Linked DNA regions of Homo sapiens: region 2 is linked to region 1. A link is an interaction called in ENCODE POLR2A ChIA-PET data of the cell type or tissue named here. Cell type or tissue: OCI-LY7. All regions are shown on one strand. Each heading gives the region's core, and the rest is flanking DNA. Links, peaks and the distances in the headings are about the cores only. Region 1 overlaps SEC24B (SEC24 homolog B, COPII component). Region 2 has its middle 9.5 kb from the start of SEC24B.

What was found. ChIA-PET counts read pairs that join two places held together with the same protein. Peaks named below come from ENCODE experiments on the same cell type or tissue, not always from the same donor. Only the 100,000 strongest peaks of a DNase experiment are listed, where the experiment ranks them.
Region 2: POLR2A ChIA-PET joins it to region 1 with 8 read pairs; 3 of 35 experiments call an interaction of 5 or more read pairs at or near these places.

Annotation. Positions count from the first base shown.
Region 1 is chr4:109,505,661-109,514,617 of GRCh38, reverse strand. SEC24B (SEC24 homolog B, COPII component) reads right to left here. Exons shown (of 24, transcript NM_006323.5): 7 at 8,106-8,290; 8 at 4,507-4,609; 9 at 2,535-2,661; 10 at 762-871. Among named protein-coding and RNA genes, the nearest start is that of MIR576, 21 kb to the right of the region's middle. In OCI-LY7, for the core only: no CTCF peak of the experiment used is centred there; no DNase peak of the experiment used is centred there.
Region 2 is chr4:109,419,788-109,428,744 of GRCh38, reverse strand. No RefSeq gene overlaps it. Among named protein-coding and RNA genes, the nearest start is that of SEC24B, 9.5 kb to the left of the region's middle. In OCI-LY7, for the core only: a CTCF peak has its summit at 6,174 (motif pointing left); DNase peaks (open chromatin) are centred at 4,204 and 6,164.

The DNA.
Region 1 (8,957 bases), core at 2,686-7,685:
CAAGCAATTCTCGGCCTCAGCCTCCCTAGCAGCTGGGATTACAGGCGTGCACCACCACGCCCAGCTAATTTTTGTATTTTAAGTAGAGACAGGGTTTCACCATGTTGGCCAGGCTGGTCTTAAATTCTTGACCTCAGGTGATCCACCCACCTCAGCCTCCGCAAGTGCTGGGATTACAGACGTGAGCCACCACACCCAGCCAATACAGTTTTTATAAATATGTTAAAAAGAGAAGATATGATAACGAAGATGAGCAAACCTTAGGGCCAGTAATTCGTTTTTGAAGTGAAAAGAAGAATGAGATCTTACAGTTCATATAATTAAAGAAGAGACAGAATTTTCTAATTGCAACAGAAGAAAAAATTAGAAGTCCATATCCACTTATCTTGGTATCTTGGTGAAAAAACTTAAGTTTTGGGCAAAAATGTGCATTTCTCTGTTTTGAGAGTCTTAAATGTTAAATGGTAAAAGGGTATCTATATCCATTCCATGCAAGGAAATCAAAATGGCAACAAGTCATAGATGCTAGTGCCCATCATAAGACAGAACTAACATTTCTTATTCATAGAAAGCCTTCTAGGAGATCGAATAACCTTTAGAAAGATTTTCTCTTTGTTAAATATAAACTTCCAGCATTAATTTGTTTTTAAAAATTATGAGTATAAACAACTTCAAAATCTCGATAAGAGTTCACTTAACAGAAAATTACAAATGACCAATGTAATTGTGTTCCATAACAAATCTTAACACTGAATAGTTACCATGTAATCTGAAGAAGCAATGAACTCCACAGTTGAATTCTGAACTTCTGGTCGTTTATGAGGCTCTCCATAAGATCGGGTAAGGGGGTTATACATAAATTCTTCAGGAACTAGATAAGAGGTCCCAGTACAAATTTAGAGACACAATTTGTAACTAAACACATATATACACACCTAAAAATAAATATCTATTATCAATATTTACACGAGGTTTAGCAACAGTTCTGCGAACATTTAATGGTAAAAATCAATCCCTTAAGCCCTCCTTAAAAAATAGATCAGGGCGGTGGCTCACGCCTGCAATCCCAGCACTTTGGGCGGCCGCGGCGGGCGGATCACGAGGTCAGGAGTTTGAGAACAGCCTGACCAACATGGTGAAACCTCGTCTCTACTAAAAAAACAAAAATTAGCCAGGCATAGTGGTGTGCGCCTGTAATCCCAGCTACTCAGGAGGCTGAGGCAGGAGAATTGCTTGAACCTGGGAGGCAGAGGTTGCAGTGAGCTGAGATTACACCACTGCACTCCAGCCTAGGCGACAGAGTGAGACTCTGTCTCCGAAAAAAAAAAAAAATAATAATCAGGGGGCCAGGCGCAGTGGCTCACACCTATAATCCCAGCATTTTGGGAGGCTGAGGCGGGGAAGATCACGAGGTCAGGAGTTCGAGACCAGCCTGGCCAATATGGTAAAACCCCATCTCTACTAAAAATACAAAAATTAGCCAGACATGGTGGCAGACACCTGTAGTCCCAGCTACTCGGGAGGCTGAGGCAGAAGAATTGCTTGAACCCGGGAGGTGGAGGTTGCAGTGAGCTGAGATCGCACCACTGCACTCCAACCTGGGTGACAGAGTGAGACTCCATCTCCAAAAAAAAAAAAAAAAAAAAGATCAGGCTTAGGTGCAGTGGCTCATGTCTGTAATCCCAGCTCTTGGGTTGGGAGGCTGAGGTGGATGGATCATTTGAGCCCAGGAGTTCAGGATTAGCCTGGCCAACATAGCGAGACCCCATTTCTACCAAAAATACAAAAATTAGCCAGGTGTGGTGGTGCAAGCCTGTAGTCTCAGCTACTTGGGAGGCTGAGGCATGAGAAAAACTTATAGCTTGAACCTGGAAAGCAGAGATTGCAGTGAGCCATATTGTGCAACTGCACTCCAGCCTGGGTGACAGAGCGAGACCCTGTCTCAAAAAAAAAATTAAAAAAAAAAAATAGATCAGAAGGATAAAAAAACTTATGTTCTGAAATCAGGTGAGAAAACCAGGATGCAAGTAACCTTCCTTCTTAGACTTGTATCCTATTTATTATATCAAATGACATGGAAAAAAATCAGACAGAGAAACATAAATTTGAAAGCAACTCTAGTAGGGGAACCCGAAGAAATGAATAAAGGGAACAAGAGACAGACATATATACATGCATGCATCCAGATACACTGGCAAAGTTCTACCTGAGTTGAATGAACCAAATATACAAATGTAAGACAATCTTACTGTCAGGGACAAGCATAACTAGTCTGCATAAGCTCACCTGCATGAGTGTCACTGTTTCTATTTTTCTTACTTTGTCCTCACTGTTACTCTCCTCATTGTCAATTATCCCCTTGGTCAGCCAAAATGAAGAATCCCTAGTCCTAGCCTTAGCCTATATTCCCTCTACTAAAAATGGCATGAAAATTCTTTTTAAAGCAATGAAGAGAGAAACCAGGAGATGACAAAAATCTCAAAAAAAAAAACCTGAAAATAGGATTAAAACACAATTAAGAATCTAAAACTCACCATCGTTTACTCTATAGCACAAATTGCATTTCCATCTACGTTGATCAATGAAGGATACAAAGGGGTTAATATACGTTCGACAGGATCGGCACCTCACAATGGTATTTGATGTTATCACTGGTAATTGCTAGGAAATAAAATAAAGAAGCTGTAGCAGAAAAAGGCACCCCAAGGAAAAACAGAACGTACACAGATCTGCTCCAAATACAGAACATAAACCTTAATTGTTTTTATGTGGTTTTATATGGAAGCATATTAATAAAATCCAGGGACATGTTGAGCAACACATGTAGCCATCAAGTTTTCTCCCTCTTGTCACAAATCATAACACTAAAATAAAGTCATAACAAACATTGGCCAAGAAAATAATGTAAGTGAGATCTTATCAGTTTAACTTTAGAAATAACAGTGAGAGAGAAACATACCATATACAAATACCTTTGTCTTTGTTGACTGCACGTGGTACTAGACTATTAGGCACTGCTCATTAGACTGCCACAGCAACTTCTGACAGGAGCTGAGGCCAGAAGCAGTCAAACACAACGTGCCTTTAAAAAAAATTACATCTCTATGCTTAGTTTGGGAAATGAATTTTATATTCAAGTAGAAACTTTAGAAAATATGAAAAAAGATTAAGAGATCACATATTATTCTATGTCTCTGAATTAACCTGCTATCATTTTAGTATATCATTCTGTTTTTTTCTATCTGCACATGAACATTTTGATCTTTGTATTTAATTTTTTCACATATATGATTATTATTATGCAAGTAACCACATATCTGTTGTAAAAAAAAATCAGGAAATATAGTTAACTGAGAATGAGAAAATAAAAAATTACAGAACTCTATATCACAGAAGATGTCACTGTAAACAATTTAGTATACATGCTTCCAGAAGGTATCATGTATATCTGTATTTAGAGAAAAACTCTCTCATATATATACATATATATAGTATACAATTTCATATATATATGAAATTAACTGTCTTGGTTTATAGATAAGGTTTTCAGAGTATTATAGGTGATTAAAAATATTTACCCAATGAATAAATTCACGGTACTTATCACATATTACAATTTTTTATTTTCTATTCATTTTGATCTTTTCTATACTTCCTGGTAGTAAAGTAAGCTTCACAAGGAAGCTTTTAATTTACCCTTTGTATCTCCAGCTTCCAACGTGACAGGTAGTCAATCAATATTTTTTGGATGAATGACAGCAAAAGAAAACTCAGAACCAGTAAGAAGGGTAGTAAACAACAGTAGTAAAAAAAAGTTTGAGACAGAAATGCAACTTATGAAGTACAAATAAAACAGCCCTGAATAAAATTATTTTTGAAGTTTTCAAAATTTAAAACTTTTAAAACTTTACAAGTTTAAAAATCCCTACTGTTACAAAGGTTATTTGTTGAATTAACAAATTTGTTTAATTTGTTAAGGAACAGGCAGTTTTCCTCTCTAAGTGGACATCACTGTTGGTGTTTCCTTTGTGTTTAATAAAGAACTCCGAAAGTGTATCTACCTTCCAGGGCCATTCCACCTTCCAAAACTACTAATCTTTCAAAATCCAGGACAGACTTCAACACTTATAGAAAACTTTTGCTATTGTATCCACAGGGAATCACTTCTCATACTGTACTCACTACCTAAGTATCTCATAGAATTTGATTAATTACATGTATTAATTATCCTGCACTGTAATTATTTTTACATCTTTGTTCCCTGTTAGATAAGAACTTTTTGGAGGCAACTTCAATGACTTGATCATCTCTGTACTACCAGTGCTTAGTTTAGAGCTTGTCACAAAGCAGGTGTTCAAAAAATGTTTGCCAAGTTGTTATGGAAATGATTATTTCTAACTTCAAATAAAAGAAGATATAGAAAATTCTAAGAAAATATAAAATTTAAGTACCTTGTACATAAGCATACATGTCAGTACCCATAAATATTATAAAATGTTACTTTACCGTTAGGTCTCTGAAGGGATGTAACAACAATCCTAAAGGAAGCTTAGCTTTATTCAGTAAAGCCTGTGTCTGTGGAATATTTGTCAAAGTACACCGAAATGAACTGCAAAAAACATAAACAACATGGAGGATATTAGCTATCAGAGAAAAATACACTGAAGTAGATAAGATAACTAAGAACATTTAAGGACATAAGTGAAAATCATTTGGGCATGTTACTGTAACTGTAAGCAAGAAGGTCCTGATTAATTAGGCATGTATGCAATATATGTCAAAAAATCTAAATTAAAGAGTCAACACTTTCATGGTGGAAAAATAGTACACATTCAGGGAAGACCAACTACTCCATTATGACTAGCCTGAAGGAGATGAATAGGAGCACACAGAAAACATAAGTGAAAAGGCCTACTTTTTTTTTTTTTTTTTTTTTTTTCTGAGATGGAGTCTTGCTCTGTCGCCCAGGCTGGAGTGCAGCAGCCCGATCTCGGCTCACTGCAAGCTCCGCCTCCTGGGTTCACGCCATTCTCCTGCCTCAGCCTCCTGAGTAGCTGGGACTACAGGCGCTTGCCACCATGCCCAGCTAATTTTTTGTATTTTTAGTAGAGACGGGGTTTCACCATGTTAGCCAGGATGGTCTCGATCTCCTGACCTTGTGATCCATCCGCCTGCCTCGGCCTTCCAAAGTGCTAGGATTACAGGCGTGAGCCACTGTGCCTGGCCAAATAACTTATGAAGTTTTAAAGTCAATAAACAAAGAATGAATAAAGGAGATGCCAAAGCAGTAAAAAGCAGAAGTACTGAAAGCCAGGCAAGAAATTTTATGAAGAGTCGTTAATATCATGTAGAGATATCTATTTATTCCAGCCTTAGTGTTGTTCCTTGAACACAAAAAGCTTGTTCCTGCTTCAGGACCTCCATATTTGCCATTCATGCAGGTTGGAACCCTTTTATTCCCAGAGAAGTCATGTGGCTTACTCTCTCACTTCACCCAGATCTCTACTCAAATGTTAAAAGTCTTTGGGTAAACCTGTCCAGACTCTTCTATTTACAAGAGTCACCCTCCACCTGCACTCCTTATTCTGATTTATTTTTCTTCATTGTAATACCCTAAACATTACATTATATATTTACTAGTTTGACTGTTCATCGGAGAATATAAGTTCTGTGATTCCACAGAGATCAGGAACTGTGTTTTGTTCACAACTTTATCCCCAGTACACGGAAAACAGTGCTTTGCATTTAACTTCCAAGGCATTTGATAAATGTTTATTGAATGATTTATTTTAGTATGCTGATACTATTATTATTCCTGTTTTACAGTTGACAAAACTGAGACTTTGAGAGGTTAAATAAATTGCACAGTTTCACAGCTACTTAGGTCTGCTCAACTCTAAAGCCTGTACTCCTAATTATTTGTTATTTTGATAAAAGAGACATTTTCGCAAAACACACATAACTGGGTAGAAAAATGTATGCCTTCCCCTTACCTATGGGTTCTCTTATACATATGCAACATATTTTTTTTTAATAATTTTTTATTTTTTTGAGACAGGGTCTCACTCTGTCACCCAGGCTGGAGTACAGTGTTATGATCTTGGATCGCCACAACTTCCACCTCCTGGGCTCAAAGGATCCTCCCACCTCAGCCTACAGAGTAGCTGGGACCACAGGCACATGGCACTATGCTCAGCTAATTTTTTTGTTTTTTTGGAGGAGAAGGGGTTTCGCCATGTTGTCCAGGCTGGTCACAAACTCCTGGGCTCAAGCGATCCACCTGCCTTGCCTTCCCAAAGTGCTGGAATTACAGCCGTGAGCTACTATGCATGGCCCATACGCTACATTTACCTACGTAGGGGGTACCTAACCTTTTATACTACAAGGTCATAATTTACAAACTTATCAACCTGGTAGCAACTTATATTTGGAAGGATGGGCAGCTGTTTTCAACCTATAATCCATGACACTCTGTATTTTTACGGAAACAATCTTGGCAGTACCTGAGGCACTGATGGTGTGTGGATGGTACAGTGGAAGAAGAGGGGAAATTCTCAAAGCAGCTCCACTTCTTATTTTCTATATTGGAATTCTATATAATATTTTGGTTGAAGAGTGGTTTGCCGCTTTTTTTTTAAAGCTGGAAAACTACTGCTTTAAGAAAAGGGAAATAGGCTGGGCACAGTGGCTCACGCCTGTAATGCCAGCACTTTGGGAGGACGAGGTGGGCGGATCACCTGAGGTCGGGAGTTCGAGACCAGCCTGACCAACATGCAGAAACCCTGTCTCTACTAAAAATACAAAATTAGCTGGGTGTGGTGGCACATGCCTGTAATCCCAGGTACTCGGGAGGCTAAAGCAGGAGAATCACTTGAACCTGGGAGGCGGAGATTGCGGTGAGCCGAGATGGCGTTATTGCACTCCAGCCTGGGCAACAACAGCGAAACTCCGTCTCAAAAATAAAAAAAAGAAAGAAAAAAAGAAAGAGGAAATATTGGCTCTAAAGAACACTAATTCTCCTAATGCAAGGAAGAAGACAATGTTGGCCAAGCGCGGTGGATCACACCTATAATCCCACCACTTTGGGAGGCCAAGGCGGGCAGGTCACCTGAAGTCAGGAGTTCGAGAACAGTCTGCCCAACATGGTGAAACCCCATCTCTAATAAAAATACAAAAATTAGACACGCATCATGGTGCACACCCGTAATCTCAGCTACTTGGTGGCTGAGGCACGAGAATCACTTGAACCTGGGAGGCGGAGGTTGCAGTCAGCTAAGATCGGGCCACTGCACTCCAGCCTGGGTGACAGACTGAGACCCCATCAAAAAAAAAAAAAAAAGGAAGACAATGTTGTTCTGTGAATCAGTGTTTACTTTATGAGGAGGAGAAATTCCAGATGCAGGAGGATGTCTTCCAAAAAAAGAAAAAAACTAGGACCAGGGGGATATCCTATTCATAGGATACAGAACTAAAAGCATGCAAGAACAAAGACATGAGGCACTGTGAAGTGAGTAACAGAGCTCATTCACACAAAGGTACACCAGGGCTTGGTGGTTGCCAGTGCAGTCTGCCAGCTAAACTTCTCTATTAAAGGAAATCCAGTCTAGATTCAGACTGGATTAAGCCTGGGAGTCAAAGGTCTTCATACTCTATATTGAGTGGGAAAAGAAAATTCTGAGATAAACCATTTATCTAAACCTGTTCTTGAGATTACATAAGTGAGGTCTATGTTCTTTTCAAGCAAAGCCTGAAATTTCAAATATCTGTCCTTATTGAAAAGATATCAGAAGTTATTATTATTGAAAAGTGAGGAAAAAGATTTAAGAAATAAAAAATATAGTTATATTTGGGTTCCTGAAACCCTTCATTCAAATAGAAATAATTTCCCTAACATTAGGTGATGGGGGGAAGGGACTGGATTGAGACAGAGATGGGAACAAAAAGAGATGACCTAAGTCAAATTTTACATCTATACAAACTAAAAGAGAAAAGTCAACATTAATGAAACTTCCAACCGAAGAAATAACATACTACTTTTACTATTTTTGAAAGTCATACAATGTTTTCATCACTTAAGAAAGATTATAAAATAAATAAATACCTACTCTGGGCTACAGTTTAATTTTTTGAGGTCTGCATTCAAGTTAGGTACAGGAGCCCAAACAGGAGTCATAGGTAAAATATTCCTCTCCTGAGTAAGGTTTACAGGTCTCAGGCTTTCTGGTTGTGGAGAACTCTGAAGACTCAATCCTCCTATACTGGAGGATAGCTGGTTCACACCAGGATACTGCTGAAAGAGCAATTCAAAACAAAATAAAAGAACAATAAAACATAAATAAATTTTCTTATATATACTACATATCTCAACATACAGAAAAAGCAAAAAGGTAAGAAAATTTAAATCTGGCTTGGTATGCAGTCAATCTAAAGCACACTTGAAAAAAACTCAAAGCAAAAGTACTGAATAAATTTGAATCTTATTAGCAAGGTTAACCCTCGCAATGAAATTTCAGCAACAATGCTTTTCAACATGAGCAATTTGGTTTCCCTGAATACAGTTTATACTTGAAAAACACGATAAGTGCCCCACTGTTCTCAAGGTTCCCCTCCCCCAATTACCAACTTTCACAATAATGAGTTGGTACCATAGAAATGTACAATCGTGTTCAATAGGTTTTGCCTTATTTTGTTTCCTATGTTTTTAATATTATCATGAATTAATGGCTTGTTATCTCAAACTGATGTAATGAATTACAGTCATTATTCTTATGATGTTCAAACTACCCAATCTTTAGCCAGTGAAAGCCCTTTCAAGATGGCCCCAGTGTCCTTTTATATGAACCTAACTAGCCTTTGATAGTTTCCTTGCTTTCTTACACACTATTTTATACTCTTTTACTTCAAATCTAGAATTGTTTGTCTAAAAAGGAATCTTGGCTCCTTTTAAGTAGAGATGA
Region 2 (8,957 bases), core at 1,298-6,297, 84 kb after region 1:
AAGATACTTGAACCATCTCCTAATGGGTTAATGGGTGCCCAGAGTTGACACTGATCCTCTCATCACATGGTCAACAGTGTGTACATTTTGTCAATTACTTTTCTTCTTACTGATTATTGTTATATAAAAATGGTGAATTAGTCTGCTTTGGCCACCATAACAAAATACCTTAAACGAGGTGGCTTAAACAACAGAAATGTGTTTTCCCACAATTCTGGAAGCTGGAAGTCTGAGATGAGAGTGCCAGCATGATCAGGTTCTGGTAAAGGTTCTCCTCCTGGCTTGTAGATGGCCACCTTCTCACTGGTCCATACATGGCAGGCAGAGATGGGGAGAGAGAAAGTTGTCTGGTGTCTCGGTATAAGGGCACCAGTTCTATTGGACAAGGCTCTGCCTTTACGACTGCATTTAACCTTAATCACCTCCTTAAAGGCCCTCTCTTCAATATAGTTACATGTGGGGTTAGGGCTTCAACATATGGATTTTGGAGGTACAGAATTCAGTCCATAGCAAATGGCATTTTCATATGGCATGAGTCACTCTTTGCTTTTCAGAATTGTTCCCAATTTCAACTGGGTCATACCACTTTATTGTATATTTATTACTATGAATTTTCATTTTTCAATCTCTGCTTTTTTAATCTTCACATCACTCTTACTACCACCTTCAAAATTCTCACTGCTTTCTCACTGACATCAATGTTGGGATTAATATTTATAAAGCACATTTTAAAACATAAACTCATAATAGGCCCCAAATTAATAAAAAGATGACCTACATCAGGGCACCACTACACCAGGGCACACTGAATGAGTGCAATTCATTAAAAGATGTATTAAGATATTAATCCTCTTCAGACATTGGGACAACTAGGGGGTACTCAAGTGATCCTCAGGCTAGTCTCCTTTGGCTGCAAGCATCCTTGTCTTTTACCCAACAAAAATATCCTTATTTTCTAGCTATGTTATAACATGAAGAGGCTGGGAAGCACTGCCCTAGACTAAAATTACTAAATTACTGTGCACAATCTTCAGTGCCATCTGCTGGAAGGAGACAAAGTTACTATACTATGGTTCTAGAAGGTAGATTTATGTATTCGTTCATTCATTTGAGACAGGGTCTCACTCTGTTGCCCAGGCTAGAATGCAGTGGTGCAATTACAGCTCACTGCAGCCTTGACCTCCTAGGCTCAAGTGACCCTCCTGCATTAGCCTCCCAAGCAGCTGGGATTACAGGAGTGCACCACCACACCGGGCTAATTTTTTAAAATTTTTAGTAGAGGTGAAGTCTTGCTGTGTTGCCCAGGTTGGTCTCTCAAGTAATCCTCCAGCCTTGGCCTCCCAAAGTGCTGGGATTACAGGTGTGAGCCACCATGCCCAGCCTAGATTTATTTTTATGTATAAAACTAAGTTAAAAGATCATACGAAGGGGTATTTCTGTGTTACAAAGGATTGGTTTTAAAACTTTTTTTACTAGTTGAAAGGATAAACTTCAATTACCTGAAAAATGTAAAACACAACTGTTTCTTTAAAAGAGAAAAAGCTAGACAAAAAATGTTGTTGGGGCAGACACAGTGGCTCACACCTGTAATCCCAACAGTTTTGGAGGCCAAGGTGGGAGGATCACTTAAGCCCAGGAATTTGAGACCAACCTGGGCAACAGAGTGAGACCTTGTCTGTACAAAAAGTTAAAAAATTAGCCAGGTGTGGTGGCGTGTGCCTGTGGTCCTAGCTACTCAGGAGGCTGAGGCAGGAGGACCACTTGGGCCTAGGAGGTCAAGCCTGCAGTGAGCCATAATTGTGCCACTTACACACTCCAGCCTGGGCAGCAGAGTGAGACTCTGTCTCAAAAATAAATAAATAAATAAATAAAATTGTTGAACATACTAATTCAGTTAGAAAGGACACACTTTTAAAAAAGAATATTGATAAGTCAGAGCACCACTATGATGGCAGGGTGTTTACAAAGCTTGTGGTACACCATATACAAAAATCAACTCAAAATGGACTAAAGACTTAAAAACCTGAAACTATAAAACTAATAGGAGAAAACATAGGGAGAGATCGTGCCACTGCACTCTAGCACAGCGACAGAGTGAGAGTCTGTCTCAAAAAAATGAAAAAATTAAAAGATTTTTCCGTATAACAACTTTCTTCTTCACTAACGAAAAGTAGAAATCTAGTATAGTCCTGTAGACAGTTTCTATGTAATAGATTAAAACAAGTTAAAACAGGAATTTCTCCCATAAGATTCTCTCCTTCTAAATACAACAGAGTAGAAGGGGCAGGTGTGGTGGCTCATGCCTATAATCCCAGGACTTTGGGAGGCCAAAGCAGGAGGATCGTTTGAGACGGGAGTTTGAGATCAGCCTGGGTGCATAGAGATACCCTATCTCTACAAAATAATTAGAAATTAGCCCGGCATGGTGACACAGCCTTGTAGTCCTAGCTGCTCAGGAAGCTGAGGTGGGAGGATTGCTTGAGCCCAGGTGGTTGAGGCTGCAATGAGTCAGATATATATATCTGGCTTTATATATACACCTTTGTTTTATATGTATATTATATACTTTATTATATATACATAAAACAAAGTAGAGAATGTTAGTCCCCGGAATTTCTCTGTAAGAAAATGTCTCATGCAAAAATCATTCAGGAGGAGAAAAATATACTTTGTAGGGGATGCTACATGCTTCTTGCCAAGAAGAGAGAGAGAAATGGGAGGCCATTAGCTGTCTTCTATGTATGGTTGGTGGGCAGGGGTACAAGAGAAGCTTCTCACTTTTACACCATGTGGGAAGAAGGTAGTGAACAGGGTAGAAAGAAAACTGTGAGATAACAACATGGAAGGATTGGGAGATTGAAAGAGGAGGAGAATTTTAGCAGCCGTCATAAGTAGGGAACTTTGGAGGGAGGAGAGATATAGAGAAGTATTGTTGGAAGCTTTACTTTCTATTTTTCTGGGAGAGACCCCTGTGTTACACCTTTACGGAAACTCATAATAAAAATCTCGATCGTTTATCAACATTAGTCTCATTATTTTTGAACGAGAATCCCCACAGAAATGATATCACATGACACTTGAGTTGTAAATTGTACAAACTGCATTCAGAAGCCATCACCAAGGCCTAGCTGTTCTTTTTCCTGAATCTAGACCATTTATGTCATATGAGTATCTACTTTCCAAAACTGAAAGCTCCTCACTTGGTCTTCCACAGAACTCCAGTGGAGCTCTAAATTGTATAGCTGAAAATGGGGCATATAATTCATACACTTTCACCATAATTCAGGGCAGGGAGGGAATGTCACTGGTTATGGTATCTGTTAGTTTTCCCTGTTAACTGACATTTGGAAAATATGTGCTCTGAGACACTCACACTTTGGGTTTAGATAACGTTTCTTCTCTCGGTGTCTGTGTTTCATGTTGTTGTTGTAATTGGCCAATAGCGCTGTAGTTGCTGCCAATATATAAGTTTGTTGCAGATACAAAATATGGACATTTTGATAGTTAATGTGCACACACACATAATACACAATAGGCATAGTCATAATTTTGTTACATGATCATTTGGCACAAATGATGAAACTGTGCACAAGTTACTATAATTAATGCCCTATACTTTCTTTTTCTTTCTTCTTTTTTTTTTTTTGAAACAGAGCTTTGCTTTTGTAGCCCAGGCTGGAGTGCAATGGCTCAATCTCAGCTCACTGCAACCTCCGTCTCCTAGGTTCAAGTGATTCTCCTGCCTCAGCCTCCGAAGTAGCTGGGATTACAAGCATGCACCATGCCCCGCTAATTTTGTATTTTTAGTAGTGTAGGGTCCAGCCCTACAGGGCCTGTGGGTTTTTCCTTAGTGTGCAGAGATGAGAGATTGTAGAAAAATAGACATGAGACAAAGAAATAGAAGGAAACACAGCTGGGCCCAGGGGACCACTACCACCAATGCGCGAAGCCTGGTAGTGACCCTGAATGCCTGGACACACTGCTATTTATTGTATGCAAGGCAAGGGGGCAGGGTAAGGAGTTTGAGTCATCTCAAATGATTAATAAGGTCAAGCAAGTCACGTGTCCACGTGACGGGGGGCCTTTCCCTTTGTGATAGCTGAAGCAGAGAGGGAGGACAGTATATGTCAGCATTTCTTCTGTGCACTTATCAGGAAGATCAAAGACTTTAGTACTTTCACTAATTTTGTTACTGCTATCTTTTAAGAACTTAAAAGGAGGTGCCAGGTGTACAGGCAGAACATGAAAGTGGACAAGGAGCATGACCACTGAAGCACAGCACCACAGATGTTTAAGCCTCCAGATGACTGCGGGCAGGCCTGGCTAATGTCAGGACTCCCACAAGAGTTGGTGGAGCAGTGTTCTCTAACTCCCCCCGGGGAAAGGGAGACTCGCTTTCCCGGTCTGCTAAGTAACGGGTGCCTTCCCAGGCACTGGCGCTACCGCTAGACCAAGGTCTGCCGAGTAACGGGTGCCTTCCCAGGCACTGGCCCTACCGCTAGACCAAGGTCTGCCAAGTAATGGGTGCTTTCCCAGGCACTGACCTTACCGCTAGACCAAGGAACCCTCAAGCGGCCCTTATCCGGGCGTGACAGAGGGCTCACACTCTTGTCCTTTGGTTACTTCTCACCATGTCCCTTCAGCTCCTGACTCTGTATGGCCTGGTGTTTTCTAGGTTATGATTATAAAACAGAGATTATTATAATACTAAAAGAGCAACACTACCAACTAAAGATTGATAATATTCATATATAATCATGTCTATATCTTATTTTTAGTATAACTTTTTGTATTCTAATTATTTTCTTTTATTATACTGGAACAGCTTGTGCCTTCAGTCTCTTGCCTCAGCACCTGGGTGGCTTTCCGCCCACAAGTAGAGATGGGGTTTCTGCATGTTGGTCAGGCTGGTCTCGAACTCCCGACCTCAGGTGATCCACCTGCCTCGGCCTCCCAAAGTGCTGAGATTATAGGCATGAGCCACCGTGCCCAGCCTGCTTACTTTCAAAATAAGGTAAAAGTCTGAGGAAAAAATAATAGTTCCCATTTCTGGAGCATTTAGGCTGTGCCAGGCATTGTTCTATGTATGTTCATGTATTATTTCCTCAAAAAAGTACACACTTTAATTCTGCAGATGAGAAATCTGAAACTCAAAGAGATTGAGAATCTTCTCCACACACATGATTATCCCAATAATCTGGTGAGTTGAATGAGAAATAGAAGTCAAAGAGGAAGAAGGCAGGGTTGCCTGAAAGATTCCAGAATCTGGATATAAAGGTGCATTCTCCAGCAGCTGCTGATGGCCACTAACAGGATTTTCTCTTATATATCTTAGTTGGGCATGAAGGGTATGAGAGATTTCAAGCATACTGAGGAATGACACTTTCAATTGCTTCCCCAGCCAAGTAGCTTCAATGGACAGATTACCCAGAATTTAAAACAAGAAAAAATATAATCTAATTAGATCACTTATATTACTTTGTCATTGCCATATCTTTCTAACAATTTAAAAAAAAATGGACTTTTAAAAAAAGCCCCGTATCTGAGGCTCTAAAATCCAACAGTCCTCTTCGTTTTAATGCTTAATTTTGTTTTTGTTTTTGTTTTGAGATGGAGTCTCGCTCTGTCACCAGGCTGGAGTGCAATGGCGCAATCTCAGCTCACTGCAACCTCCGCCTCCCCGGTTCAAGCAATTCTCCTGCCTCAGCCTCCCGAAATGATTAGTTTTACAAACAGACCAGAAGCGGGGCGCAGTGGCTCACGCCTGTAATCCCAGCACTTTAGGAGGCCGAGGTGGGCGGATCACAAGGTCAGGAGTCTGAGACCAACCTGGCCAATATGATGAAACCCCGTCTCTACTAAAAATACAAAAATTAGCCCGTAGTGGTGGCCTGCGCCTGTAGTCCCAGGGCTTGGGAGGCTGAGGCAGGAGAATCGCTTGAACCCGGGAAGCGGAAGTTGCAGTGAGCCAGGATCGCGCTGCTGCACTCCAGCCTGGGCGACAGAGCGAAACTCCGTCTTAAACAAACGAACAAACAAAAAACAAAAACAAACAAACAAAAACCCAAAACAAAAAAACCAGACCAGAAAGCCCCAACCCGCTTTTCCATCTGGACGCTCTTCCTACGTAGTCTACAATGTCGGTGGGCTTCCACCGCCATCTGGTGGACGATGTGTAGATGTGCTCTGACTTGAGGAGACTTCGCTGGCGTGGAGAGGAATGTGATTAATGAGAAGAGTTTTCCATTCATGCAATTGATTTGAAAGCAATGCATAGGAATCTAAAAACTGAATAGATAAAAGTGCTTACTTCTAGGCAATCAAAAAGGGGAACAATTTGTATGTGTTGACTTATTGACTAGGATGAGATGGAACCAAATAAATTAACATTTTCTTTAATGCTGCTAGAATCCTTCAACTTCGCACTACATAGCATGCAACACTTTTTGAACAGTCCCAGCACCATGAATCTGCTTAAGTAAAGCTGTTTATGCAGTCGTCTCATCTGAGAGTACAGGAAACTCTGTATCTACATCCATTTCTGTTTATCTTTATAGTCCCCTTGTCCCACACCTAAAATTTCAACATTAAGAATCTACTTTCTCACTGGGGCCTGTCAGGGGGAGTGGGGGAAGGGAGAGCACCAGGAAAAATAGTTAATGCATGCTGGACTTAGTACCTAGATGATGGGTTGATAGATGCAGCAAACCACCATGGCACATGTTTACCTATGTAAAAAACCTGCACATCCCATACATGTACCCTGGAACTTAAAATCATAAAATAAAATAAAAAGAATCTACTTTCTGAGCTGGGCGCGGTGGCTCACATCTGTAATCCCACCACTTTAGGAGGCTAAGCTGGGAGGATCACTTGATCTTAGTTGTCCAAGACCAGCCTGGGCAACAGAATAAGATCCTGTCTTTATTACAAAAAGAATCTACTCTGTTCTGATAACACTGTACTATTTCTTTTTATTTTAAAATTCAGGTAAAGTTTTGTCTGCATTTTAACCTTAAAGTGTTAGGGTGGGGACGTGGTGGGGGAAAGTGTGTGGCAGAGAATAAGCATTGGTACTGCGGCTACCATATTGTTCTAGCATTTCACCATTGGCACATGACTGCCTTGCACATGGTGATTAGATTGGACCATGGGACCAGTTCTGGTCAGTGAGTTATGCTTTAATATTTTAAAAATCCATAGATTCTAGGCAAATAGTTATCATATGACAATAAGGCAGAGTAGATCTCATAATATTCAGTGATTTGGGGGGTTAATTTCCTTTGTCACTTCTTAGTTTGTAAAACAAATGAGACATTAAGTATATACCATGCTTAATGTCATCTTCTCCTATCATAAATATAGGACAAATGGTATGAATTGTGATACAATATAATGAAATTAATTTTTTTCATACTTCTCAGCACATAGCCACATAAATAAATGCTGCCTTTCAAAGCAATCAGCTTGGGTAATGATACGTTTATTTTAGCAATGTGCATGATATGGTTTGGCTCAATGGTTTGGCTCAATGTTCCCACGCAAATCTCATTTGAATTGTAATCCCCAGTGTTGGGGAGGGACCTGGTGGGAGGTGGTTGGATCATGGGGGCACATTTCTACCTTGCTGTTCTCATAATAGTGAGTGAGTTCTCATGAGATCTGGTTGTTTGAAAATGTGTAGCACTTCCCCCTTCACTCTCTGTCTCTCCTGCTCTGCCATGTGAAGATGTGCCTCCTTCCCCTTCACCTTGCATCATAATTGTAAGTTTCCTGAGTCCACCTCAGAAGCAGACACCAGTACAGCCCACAGAACCATGAGCCAATTAAACTTCTTTTCTTTATAAATACCGAGTCTCAGGTTAGTCTTTATAGCAGTGTGAGAATGGACTAGTACAGTGCTAGTACTCGAAATAAACTGAAAATCGTAAGCTTCAATATTTTCTTAGTTCTGCTGCTCATGCCTGTAATCCCAGCACTTTGAGAAACCAAGGCTGATGGATCACCTGAGGTCAGGAGTTCGAAACCAGTCTGGCCAACATGGCAAAACCCGGTCGCTACTCAAAATAACAAAAATTAGCTGGGTGTGGTGGTGGACACCTGTAATCCCAGCTACGCGAGAGGCTGAGGCAGGGAGAACTGCTTGAACCCAGGAGGCAGAGGTTGCAGTGAGCCAAGATTGCACCACTGCACTCCAGCCTGGGCAACAGACTGACACTCCATCTCAAAAAAAAAAAAAATTGTTTTTTTCTTAGTCTCAGTACCTTTAAATTTGGCTGGGCTCAACCAATAGATAAGCTACTACTAAGCAAGCTATATAAGGAGCCTCAGCCCCATCAGTTGTTGTATCTAATATGTAAACGAATGAGACCTAAGCCCTTCGTGTCGGCCAAAACACATCAAACCTGACCCTGCTCTACCTACATTGGATTGCTTACTAACAAATTTAGGGTCAGCCCTATAGTTGTATAGGTTTACTGGAAGACTTAGTTTCTTCCTTTTAATCTCGACCCAGGTGGCTTGGTGTAGAGAATAACTTATTAGGATACTGTAACCAGACACAGATTTGGCTGCTCATAGCTGAAAAGCCAGACATGAGAGGCGAGGGTTGGTGGAAGGAAAAGCAGGTTTAACTGGAGAGCCAGCAAACCTGGAAGATAGTGAACTAGCTGTCTCAAGTGCCATCTTAAATTTTAAAATTTATCATAGAGTTTTTAAAGGGAAATTTGGTATAGGAGACATGGGGGAGTGGTGCAGGATGTGGGGTCTGTGTGTCTTTGTTCAGATGGCTAGCTTGCGTAATTCTCTCTGGAGGTCTGCTTGGTGTCATCTTTACTGCAGCCCAGTGGTGGTGGACTAACTGTGACCCCTGCTGAGTGGGAGGATGCTGCAGCTGGGACTCCGCACCTGGTTTGTTTCAAGATTAGCCTCTGGAATTTCTTAAGTAGGAACATAAT